Regions from separate parts of the Homo sapiens genome. Here region 2 is linked to region 1. A link is a contact called in ENCODE Hi-C or POLR2A ChIA-PET data. All regions are on one chromosome and are shown on one strand. The core of a region is the stretch at or near the end of the contact, and the rest is flanking DNA. Distances in the headings are between cores, read along the strand shown. Region 1 holds the start of ISL2 (ISL LIM homeobox 2). Region 2 holds the start of ADAMTS7 (ADAM metallopeptidase with thrombospondin type 1 motif 7).

Region 1 (5,307 bases), core at 1,553-4,052:
TTCTCTGGGCAGGAGACGGTTAAAAGCTGGGACTACGATTCCAGCCTGGGGCTGCCCCCTCCTGGCCAGCTGTCTGAACCCCTGAATTATAGATGTGCTTGCTCCTGGCCTGGCGAGCAAGAGCTAGTAGGTGCTGGGAGCCAGGCCTAGTCCAGGGTCACCTAAGGGTAGGGCCATTGGGCCAGACGCACCTCCTCACTCCACATGCAGACACACACACCGAGTCCCCTCCCAGTTCTGACTGTGCACCCACATTCACAGATATAACCTGTACACAAAGTCTATGCACAGACCACACATCTCCAAACCCCATCTACACAGCAGACACACACACAGCAAGCACACATCGAAATCACAAAGAAATCATCAGATGACACATACTGAGACATACTTAGACCTCCCCTCCCCATCCAGACACACGCAGGCAGGGTGGGCAGAGGCTCCCAACATAAAGATACAGCCACAGTCATAACTGTCATAATTAACACATATGGAGCACTTACTCTGTGCTAGGTATTGCTCTAAGCCCTTTCCAGAGAACAGTTTATTTAATTATTATGTAATAGAGATAGCTACAATTATTATACCCCCATTTTACAGATGAGGAAACTGAGGGAAGGAGAATTAAAATAAGATGCCTGAGGTCACACAGGTGTCCTGGCACAGCCTCAGGCACAGATACCCACCCCCTCGCTCTTGTCCCCCATTTACATAAACACATTCATTCAAACGCAGCATCCCCCAACCCCTGACCTGCCCGCACACACTCAGGGTGAGCGCTCTTTGGGGGACTGTTGACTAAAGACGCAAGAAATGGCCTATTGGCCAACGGGTGGTAAACTGTAACAAGAGCCGGTCCGGTGGCCCGGCGCGGTGGCTCACGCCTGTAATCCCAGCACTGTGGGAAGCCGAGGTGGGCGGATCACGAGGTCAGGAGTTCGAGACCAGCCTGACAAACATGGTGAAACCCGGTTTCTACTAAAAATACAAAAATTAGCGGGGCGTGGTGGCGCTCGCCTGCAATCTCAGCTACTCAGGAGGCTGAGGCAGGAGAATCGCTTGAACCCGGGAGGCGGAGGTTGCAGTGAGCCGAGATCGCACCATTACACTCCAGCCTGGGCGGCACAGCAAGAGTCTATCTCAAAAAAAAAAAAAAAAAAAAAAAAAAAAAAGCCGGACCGGTGAGAAGACTAGACCTCCTAAAGGTGGAGGCGGAGCTCAAAAGCCGGACGCTACTGGACGAGGCTTAAAGCGCTCGCCCCAGCGCGGGGCCGGTGAGGAACGTTCACCGTGGACCATGGTCGAATAATGTTAGCGTGCACTCGGGGCCTCGCCCTAGCCTTCTGCAAAGCCTCGGCCTGCGCCCTCGGCTGCATCCGTTTCGACGCCAACCAACCTCATGCTCTTAGTAGAACGGCAGTAGCGACCGCGCCCTCAGGCCCACAAGCCCGAAGGTCTGGGCAGGGTCTGGAATGGCGGTGGAGACACTTTATCCGCAGGCGTTTCACCTCGCGCCCCACCCAGGCGCACACCAAGTTCTTGGTACTCCTTTTAATGGGAAAACAAGAACAGACACCATGGTTGGATAAATGTTATTTATAATTCATGGGCCGGTCTTTGAACCCTTTCAAACAAAACCCACAGCGATTTCTTTGAAAGAATGCCTGGACTGTGCTCAGAGCTCTCAGATTTTCTCAGGACCAACGAGCCGCCGCCTCGCAGATACCACTGTAAATTACCCAGCGCCTTACGTTCGTTTCTGATTATTTGCATTGCAGTGGGTTTGTTAATGAAGGACAAGAGTTTAGAAAAATCTTTTATTTTGGAAGTTGGACACGCAATCGACCCCAGCAGTGTTCCTAAAAGGAGCTATGCCATTTGGATGGGGGAAAAATGAGGGGGCGGGGAAGTCCATGTTACATTTAAAACAACAACAGCAACAAATTAAAAGCAAAACAAAACAACAAAAAAAAGGAAGTGGAGCAGGAGGAGGAGGTGGTGGTGGAGGAGAGGGAGGAGGGGCAGCAGCAGCGGCAGCAGCAGCAAGGATGGAGTCAGGACCCGTCCCAGTCCCGGGTGAGCGCTTTTGGATCTGGGTTCTGGCTCAACCCACGTAATGCCCCAATCTAAAGTTTTCTACGTGTGTGTGGATAGGAAAGTCTAAATAGAGTTTATCAGAACCCAGGTGGTCATTCTCTACACTCTCTCTAGCTTGGACCCGAAGAACAAAGGCACATGAGAGGAGAAAGGTGACCAGCTGGACGATGACGGTCACGTCCAAACGGATCCCCCTTGTCCTCGGCTCTCTCGTCCTGAGAGTGGGTTTAATTTTTTTTTTTTTAATTTATATAAGAAGGGAGCTCTTAAAGGAGAGCCATCTCCACCCTCAGGTATCCATCACCCAGCTCCAGCGCGCCTGGGAAAACCGCCCCGAAAGTCCAAGAGGAAGCTCAGAGTTGTAACGGCCGCGGAGCCAGCTCGGCGGTGACGCAAGGTCCAGTCCAGATTGCCAGGCCCGGGGCATGAGAGAGGATCCTTGTAGGTTTCGGAGGTGGGGGGGCTGCACTCCATTGTTCACTCCGGGCCAATCAGGGTTGGCCCACTTCCTCCCAGCCAATCTCCCTTCACCCCCAGCCTCCAACCCAACCCACCCCGCCCATCAGCCCCTGGATCCCCATCACCTCCCCCGCATCCCCGGCAGTTCTGGGGAAGCTTCGTGACGCCACAGGTCCCGCCCCCAGCTCCGGCCCGGGGCTAGTGCGTGTTGACGTCATGCTGCGTGCGGGCCGGTGCGGAATCGCTCCTTCAACTCCGCGGGGCAGTAGGAGTTAGTTAGCAAAGAGCCGAGGCCGGGCGCGCGACCCTCGTCCTTCTGCCCCTGGCCGCACACTTTGCGCACATCTCTTTTTCTGCATGGTGGATATTATTTTTCATTATCCTTTTCTGGGTGCTATGGGTGATCATTCCAAGAGTAAGTATTTCTGTGTGTGTGTGGGGTGGGGTGTGTGTGTATGCTTAATATGCAAAATTTCTAATGCAGAAAAATGTTTAGTGGATTCTACAAGTGGCTTCTATTTGTCAGAATAGTTTAGGAGAGGAAAAACGAATGCATGTCTCCTGCAGGACTGCTTATCTTTGGGAATCCTGTTGTTTTATTTTATAAGTAAACACTATTTCTCAAGCCGGCTAGGATGACTTCGGGCTGCGAAATCTGCTTCTGTTTTGCGCAAAGGCAATTAGGTTTGATTTAGGGATGTGGGTTTTTTTTTTTTTGGTTGTTGTTTGTTTGCCTTTCGGTTTTTCAAAGCTAGGAAGCTTTCTTTCGCTTGCTCTGGGATATTTAAACTAAGAAATGTCTGAGAGGATGAGCGGGGACTGCCGAAAGACGATGTGTCTGTGTTGGGATAGGAGGCAGCCGCTGTGAGTGGGAGTGTGTGAGCGGAAATGCCAGGACAGCACCGTTAGGTGTTGATATCCAGGCGTCCGCAGTGCCTGTGTATTTACTCTCTTCTTAGTTTCGTGTTTGCGTTTAGTTTCAAGACACGTCGACAAAACGACTGTCATTAATGAATGTAATAACGAAATATTTGGGGTGGGGGACAGAAGAAACCTTCAGCAATCCACAAGATACTGGTTTTTCGTTTCCAATGCCCTGGACCTTTAGAGAGCTCATCATCTTTCCTTATGGTCGCAAGTCTTGAAAGAAAGAGCAAGAGAGCGAGCGGGTTGGGTTGGGGCTGGAGTAGCCGAGGCCGGCCTGGGTCCGGGCAGTCAGGCCTGACGCGGCCCCGCGCCCTTCCCCGGCAGAGAAGCCCGGGACGGCCATGTGCGTGGGCTGCGGGAGTCAGATCCACGACCAGTTTATCCTGCGGGTGTCGCCCGACCTCGAGTGGCACGCGGCCTGCCTCAAGTGTGCCGAGTGCAGCCAGTACCTGGACGAGACGTGCACGTGCTTCGTGAGAGACGGGAAGACCTACTGCAAGCGGGACTATGTCAGGTGAGGCCGGCGGGAACGCGGGCTGGGCCACCGCGCGCAGGGGCCGGGGCCGGGACTGGGGATGGCGGCCTGCCCGCGCGCCCCGGCCCTGCCCAGGGAGAAGGCCATCCGCATCCCGCACGGGTGCCGCAGCGCTCCCCCGGGCCCGGGAATGCCCGCAGGCGGGTCACCGCAGTCTCCTGGTGGCCACAAAGTGTCCTGGGCGCGCGCCGGAGCCGTAGCAGCCAGGGAGATGAGGGCGGCCGCAGGCCCAGCGCTGACACCGCCGCACCTTGGGCCCGCAGGCTGTTCGGCATCAAGTGCGCCAAGTGCCAGGTGGGCTTCAGCAGCAGCGACCTGGTGATGAGGGCGCGGGACAGCGTGTACCACATCGAGTGCTTCCGCTGCTCCGTGTGCAGCCGCCAGCTGCTGCCTGGGGACGAGTTCTCGCTGCGGGAGCACGAGCTGCTCTGCCGCGCCGACCACGGCCTCCTGCTCGAGCGCGCCGCGGCCGGCAGCCCGCGCAGCCCCGGCCCGCTTCCCGGCGCCCGCGGCCTGCATCTGCCCGGTAAGCGCGCCGGGGCCTGTGCCGGGGTGAGCGGGGTGTATGTGCGTGCGTGTGTGTAGGGGTACGCTTGTGTCCCTAACGAGAAGTTGTCAGTTGTGTGTGGTTCCGTCTGCCGGGATAGTGTTTTTCTGTATCAGTGCGGAACTGTGTGCTGGGAACAAGGCTGTGTGTATTCTCGTGTGCTCGGGAGAAACTGCGTGTGTATGAGTGTGTGAGCACGGAGAATTGTGCAGAATCGTGTTCTCCATGACCAGGAACATGCAGGGCACAGTGCTAGGAGCAGAAGAGTGGATGACAACAGGGAATCTTAAGTGGTGTCCGTCTTGGGGCTTGTATTAGGAATTTCTTGGAGGAATATGTGTTATTGTCAGAGGGTAAGGTTTGCCCAGGGGTATGTGTGTAAGTAACACAGCTCCAAACTGGGAGCTGGGCAGGAGCTTGGTCAGCCAGGAGCCAAGAACCCAACAAAGAGGGGTTTTTGCCATCTTGTTTTGAGGCCCAGTTTGATGAACAATTTAGCCAGGTTCTTCTGGGGGAGGGGGAGTATCAATGCATAGTGGACTGTCACTGGAATATTCTGGGTCCTAATCAGCAGCTGCCCAGAGATGGGGTCTGAGTGTATAATGGGCAGGTACGGCTGAACAGAAACAGAGGTGCCTCCACCCCAGGCAAGGCAGTTTCCCCCAGGTAGCCATAGGCCTGCAGCACAGATCCGTAGACCAGGCTGGGCCTCTGGGTGCTGTGTGGCCTTGCCCCGCTCCTC
Region 2 (5,129 bases), core at 2,630-5,129, 2.5 Mb after region 1:
ACTCAACCACTCAGAATCTCAGTTTCTCCATCTGTAAAATGGGGATGATAATAATTACAGCTGCTCTCTTTGGTTGTGTAAGAATTAAATGAGTTAGTATGTAAGTGCTTATAACAACAGCTGGCACATAGCAAATGTGAGCTAAGTTATGACTGAAAATTAGCAAGAGAACTTCTAAAGTATATTTAGCTTTTTCTTTTAAAAACTTGTTGTTTTATCTGTTTGCCTAATGGCTTAAAAACAAACAAAACAAAACAAAACAAAAAACATGTTTTTATTTATTTATTTCTTTTTTTTTTTTCTGAGATCTCCCAGGCTGGAGTGCAGTGATGCGATCGTGGTTTACTGCAGCCTTGACCTCCTGGGCTCATGCAATCCTCCCACCTCAGCCTCCCAAATAGCTGGGACTACAGGCGTGGACTACCAGGCCTGGATAATTTTTAAATTTTTTTGTAGAGATGGGGTCTCATTATGCTGCCCAGGCTGGTCTTGAATTTCTGGGCTCAAACGATCTGCCTACCTTGGCCTCCCAAAGTGCTGGAATTACAGGTGTGAATCACTGTGTCTGGTCTAAAACATGTTTTTCAATCAACAATAAAAGAATAGACTTACAGGATGTTGCCACTTTTATTGCAATAATTTTTTTCTTGTTTTGTTCAGATTTTTTCTTTTGAGACAGTCTCCCTGTGTCACCCAGGCTAGAATGCAGTGGTGCGATCTCGGCTCACCGCAACCTCTGCCTCCTGGGTTCAAGCAATTCTCATGCCTCAGCCTTCCGAGGAGCTGGGATTACAGGCATGCACCACCATGTCCAGCTAATTTTTGTATTTTAATAGAGATGGAGTTTCACCATGTTGGCCAGGCTGGTTTCGAACTCCTGGCCTCAAGTGATCCGCCAGCCTCAGCTTCCCAAAGTGCTGGGATTACAAGCATGAGCCACTGCAGCCCGCCAGCATTACCTTTTTTTATAGTGAACTTGTATTGTTTTGCCATTAAAATATTTTTAAAAAGTGCAGGGGTAAGTTTAAAAATAAGTAACTTTCACTGTAGCCTAGTTGACCTCACTCAGTAGAGATGTTGGTGGCTGAAACTAGCACCACCCAGTGCCAGCAAGGAGTAATTGCAGGTTCCAGTCTCGACCGGTTATGTGCTTGCAACAAAGCTGAGCCTGCAGAGTTCAAGTGACAGTGGGATGGCAACAGGCACCATTCAAGAGGACTGCCAGAGATTCATGGCCAAATCTATTCTGCCAAGTCAGGAGGTCTGTTCTGATTGGACCAAGCTCCTGCCACATTGGGTGTTAAATACTTTTAATATCTCCCCTGGGTGACAGAACTGTCACTTTGGAGCTTCTACCAAAGAAATGCCAAGATGGTGTTTACCCTCACCTCCCTATCAAGAACCTGAGTTACAATCCAGCCCTTCAAATGACCCACAGCTCATGCCAAGGAGGAAAAATAACTGGCAGGGTGGGGGGTAGTATGTGAATGCCCTCCTCTGTGAGTTCTAGTATGCACAGAAACACATGCACACAGAGTTCACATGTGCCATACGGCATGAGGAGGACACATGACTGGGCTCCAGCCTCAGAAACCCTAGCAGGTCCCTGGGTCAGTCACAAGTGGGGAAAAGGGATATATTTTCCTAAAAGTGAGCCCAGGATGAGCCCTTTGGTCTTAAAGAAGGTAACATTCAGTGGTAGGAGGAGCCCCAGGCTTAGGTCCTGGGCTTCAAAGAAAATGACAAACAGGCCAGCAGCCTCAGAGTCACCAATCCTGAGGGAGTGCAGAACAGGAAGGACCCCATGCTCTATATCTATGGGAACACTAGAGACAGACTTCACCCTTGGAGTGTTTGTGCCCAGATTAGGTTGGAGAGAGTGCCTGGCCTGCCTCCACCCTCAAACAGCAGGTCCAGGTCATCTGGGGAGTCCTGGGTCGGCCTGGCAGATTAATAAAAATAATGACCACTACATTGTAGTCACTGTGTCCTGCCTGAGCAACTGACATATTCAATATCTCATTTAATCCTCATAAGAATCCCACGAGGTTGACCGCACCCAACTCTTCCCACAGCTGCCAGGGGGCCAGGACCCAAGTCCTGAGGGAAGCATTTTCCTGCTCTCCCATTCCCATCGCCCGGTTCATCCTCCTCAGCCCCCAGCTCTGGACAGTGGAAAACACAAGCCTCATTCAGGAAGCTCAGGAGTCCAACCCCACAGGTCGCTCTACTCTGAGCCTGTTTGCTGGTCCATAAAAGGACTTTCCATCACTTGCTTTGCACGGTTGTTGTGGAGATGATGAGAAATAAGAACCCGTGAGGCTGGCACACAGTAGGTGCTCATTAAATGTTCGCTCCCTCTGCGCTCTGCGCATGGCTGCTAGACCAAATCTTTCCAAAACACTGCTTTCATCAGCTGCTCCCCTCAACGGCTTCCCAAACCTCTAAGATCAAGAGTCAATGTCCCCATCCTTCCCGCCCAGACTACTTTCTCGTCACAATCCCTCCAGTGGGGAGGCAGGTCGACCCCATCCCAGCAAGCAACCCTAATCCAGTCCCCCGACTGATGCTCCCCAGGGGAGGGCCCCACTCCCTCCACGCCCTTCTAGCTCATCCAGAATCCATCCATCCTTCCAGTCTCTCCAACCTCATGCCCCTCCTCTCCTACAAAGCCTGCCGGTCGGCTCTATTGCAGGACTCTCCCCACTATCCACCGGCTCCCCTGACTGGGAGCTCCCTGAGCACCGGGCCTGGGGTCTCCTACATCCTCGGTTACTGAATTCCCAGGCCGGCTGCGTCGGACGCGCCAGCAGCGCGGCCGCCCGGCAGGTCGCCGCCAAACAAGAGTCTGGACGCAGGCCAGAGGCTCGTCGGAGGCCGGCCCGGCGGGGCGGGGAGAGTTAACCCATGGCCGGGAAAAGAAGCTCCTGCTCCCCGCTCCACTCCCGGCGTCTTCACACTTGGGGAAGGGAGAGGCAGGAAGTGCAAGGACCGCGCAAGACCCGGCCCCCCGAGCCGCCAGGGGCCGCGCCAGCAGCCCAGATGCGGTGGGCGGGAGCTGGGGGGGCGGCGGGGTCCCGCGAAGACCTGCGACCTGGCGCCCTCGCCGGCTGTGTCCCGGCCAGCCCGCTTTCCAGGCGAGCCTCGCTAAGGAGTGTGAGAAACCAAATCCTCAGTGGGTAAACCGCGCTCCGTCCAGCCCACTCGGACGAGAGCTCTCCCGGGAGCCAGGCGCGTTGCTGCACCCGAGGTGGGGAAACCGGAGCCCGAAGAGCGGAAGGGGCTTATTCCAGGCGACAGGCAGTGTCAGTAACTGAATCAGGGGCCGAGGAAGTTTCCCCAGAAGCGCGGCTTCGCTCCCGGCCCGGCCCGACCCCGACTACTGTCCCCTAATACCCAGGGAGCGGAAGACGCGACCAACTCCAGGCACAGCGGAGCCGGCGCGGGGTCCACAAAGGTGAGGAGGGACAAAACCGAGACTGGGGGAGCGGGAAGGGGTGGCAGGCCCGGCTGGCCGGGGAGGGGCGGACACCCACCTGGTGCGGGTCCGGGGGCGCCGGGAGCCAGAGCGCAGAGGAGCAGGAGGAGGGGGCGCAGCAAAGGCGCGGGGCTGCGGGGACTGGGGCCGCCGGGCATGGCAGGAACCGGGCGGCCGCCGGGTGACCCCGCGCGCACGCTCTCGTCCGTCCCGTCCGGTCGCTGCCTGGTCCCAGGTCCGGCTCAGGACATGCCCGGCCGGCGTGCAGCTCCCGGCGACCCGGCCCCGACTCCGTTCGGCTGCGCTCGGTCCGCGGGCAACAAAGGCTGCAGGGCCCGCCCCCTTGGCCGCTGCAGAGGCAAAGAAAAGACAAGAGAGCTAGAAGGAGAGAAAGAAAGAAAGAAAGAAAGGGAGGGAGAGTGAGGGAGGGCGGCTGCCGGCCCCCGCCCCGCCCCTCGGACTCCTTCCCCCGCCCCTGGCCCCGCCCCGCCCCGGCCGGCCCCGGCCTCATCGGCCCCGCAGGCCGTGCTCGCCTCAAGGGCTGGCCGGCCCGGCGCAGGCAGCGCCCCGCAACGGATGTCCGCCCCCCTCGCCCCCCTGTCCCGAGCGCCCCCTGCCGGCGGAGCCCTGCCAGGCCTTTCCGACCCCGGCCGGTTGAGGACCCCCGGAAAGAATCTGGAATTTCCAGAATTAATGTGTTGTCCCTAAATTGGGCTCCACGAGGTGCCCTTCGCTGTGTTCCCCAGGCCAAGCAGGGCAGCCCCTCAAAAGGGGACGCGGGAGGCCTCCAGAGGGCCACACCGGGGGCCCTGCTTCAAAGCTATCTGCGGAGACAGGCCTGGGCCCTCCCTGGACAGACAGCGGTTGCCCGCGCGAGGTGGGGCCCCGCAGTTCCTCGTCTCCTGACTCCTCTCCTAGTGCGTTTGCTTGAAGCAGAGCGCAGAGTTGAGCCCACAGGCGGGGGACCGCGGCTTCGCCCAGGCCAGCGCCCACAGACTTTCAGCAGGGGCTCCCGGGGAGCCTGGAGGCCGGCCAACCCCAGCCTCACATCCCAGGCCAGCCTCCGCCTCCAACACCGGCCGTCTGTCCTTCGTGGCCCCAGCCCTGGCTCTGGCTTCCGGCTCCCCTTCCCCCTGTGCTCCCAGGAGCTTCCTTTCTCCCTTCTGCCGTCACTAAACATGGCCCTGTACCGAGGACGCCCGTCTTGTCCTCGGGGCGGTTGCGGTCAGCTTCCTCCCCTTGGTTAGTCTTTGTGTGCCCCCTGCCCTCTGAGGCCCGCACACCTCCTCATTGTCCAATCTCCTGGGCCCTTTCATTCAATTCCTGGAAGCTCACTTCTGGCTTCCTCTCCACCCTCAACCTGTCTGTCCTCTAGGGAATTTGTGTAGTACAGGGTCACCTACTTCCTCCATCTCATCTCCAGTGACCTTCCACTCCACCTCAGCCATCAGGTCTCAGGGCCAAAGCCTGGGCTGTGTCATCCCTCAGAACTGCTCCATCTTGGAAATCCGAAGCTCAGGTGCCCCCCTGTCAGACCCGACTCTGCAGTCCTTTCCACCTTCACAGTCCCACTATGTATTGCTCTTCCTCCAGTCCCTTGATACCTTCCTCTTCGCCCAACCTACCAGCCCCTCCTGGCTTCACCTACTTC

Evidence for each region. A loop is a pair of places that touch in the nucleus more often than their neighbours do. ChIA-PET counts read pairs that join two places held with the same protein, here RNA polymerase II (POLR2A). Pooled maps may share reads with other maps.
Region 2: a pooled map shows a loop between it and region 1 (13-fold over the local background). The contact joins the promoter of ADAMTS7 here to the promoter of ISL2 in region 1. A Hi-C loop is called at or near these places in 1 of 50 pooled maps. POLR2A ChIA-PET finds 5 or more read pairs at or near these places in 2 of 52 experiments (K562 and activated CD4-positive, alpha-beta T cell).

Annotation. Positions count from the first base shown.
Region 1 is chr15:76,333,971-76,339,277 of GRCh38, forward strand. ISL2 (ISL LIM homeobox 2) reads left to right here and starts at 2,803. Exons shown (of 6, transcript NM_145805.3): 1 at 2,803-2,971; 2 at 3,808-3,997; 3 at 4,282-4,544. The coding sequence starts at 2,914. RefSeq lists enhancers at 2,538-2,832, 2,644-3,143, 2,837-2,886, 3,312-4,123.
Region 2 is chr15:78,807,585-78,812,713 of GRCh38, forward strand. It overlaps ADAMTS7 (ADAM metallopeptidase with thrombospondin type 1 motif 7), which reads right to left and starts at 3,880. Exons shown (of 24, transcript NM_014272.5): 1 at 3,537-3,880. The coding sequence starts at 3,636. RefSeq lists a silencer at 3,908-4,327.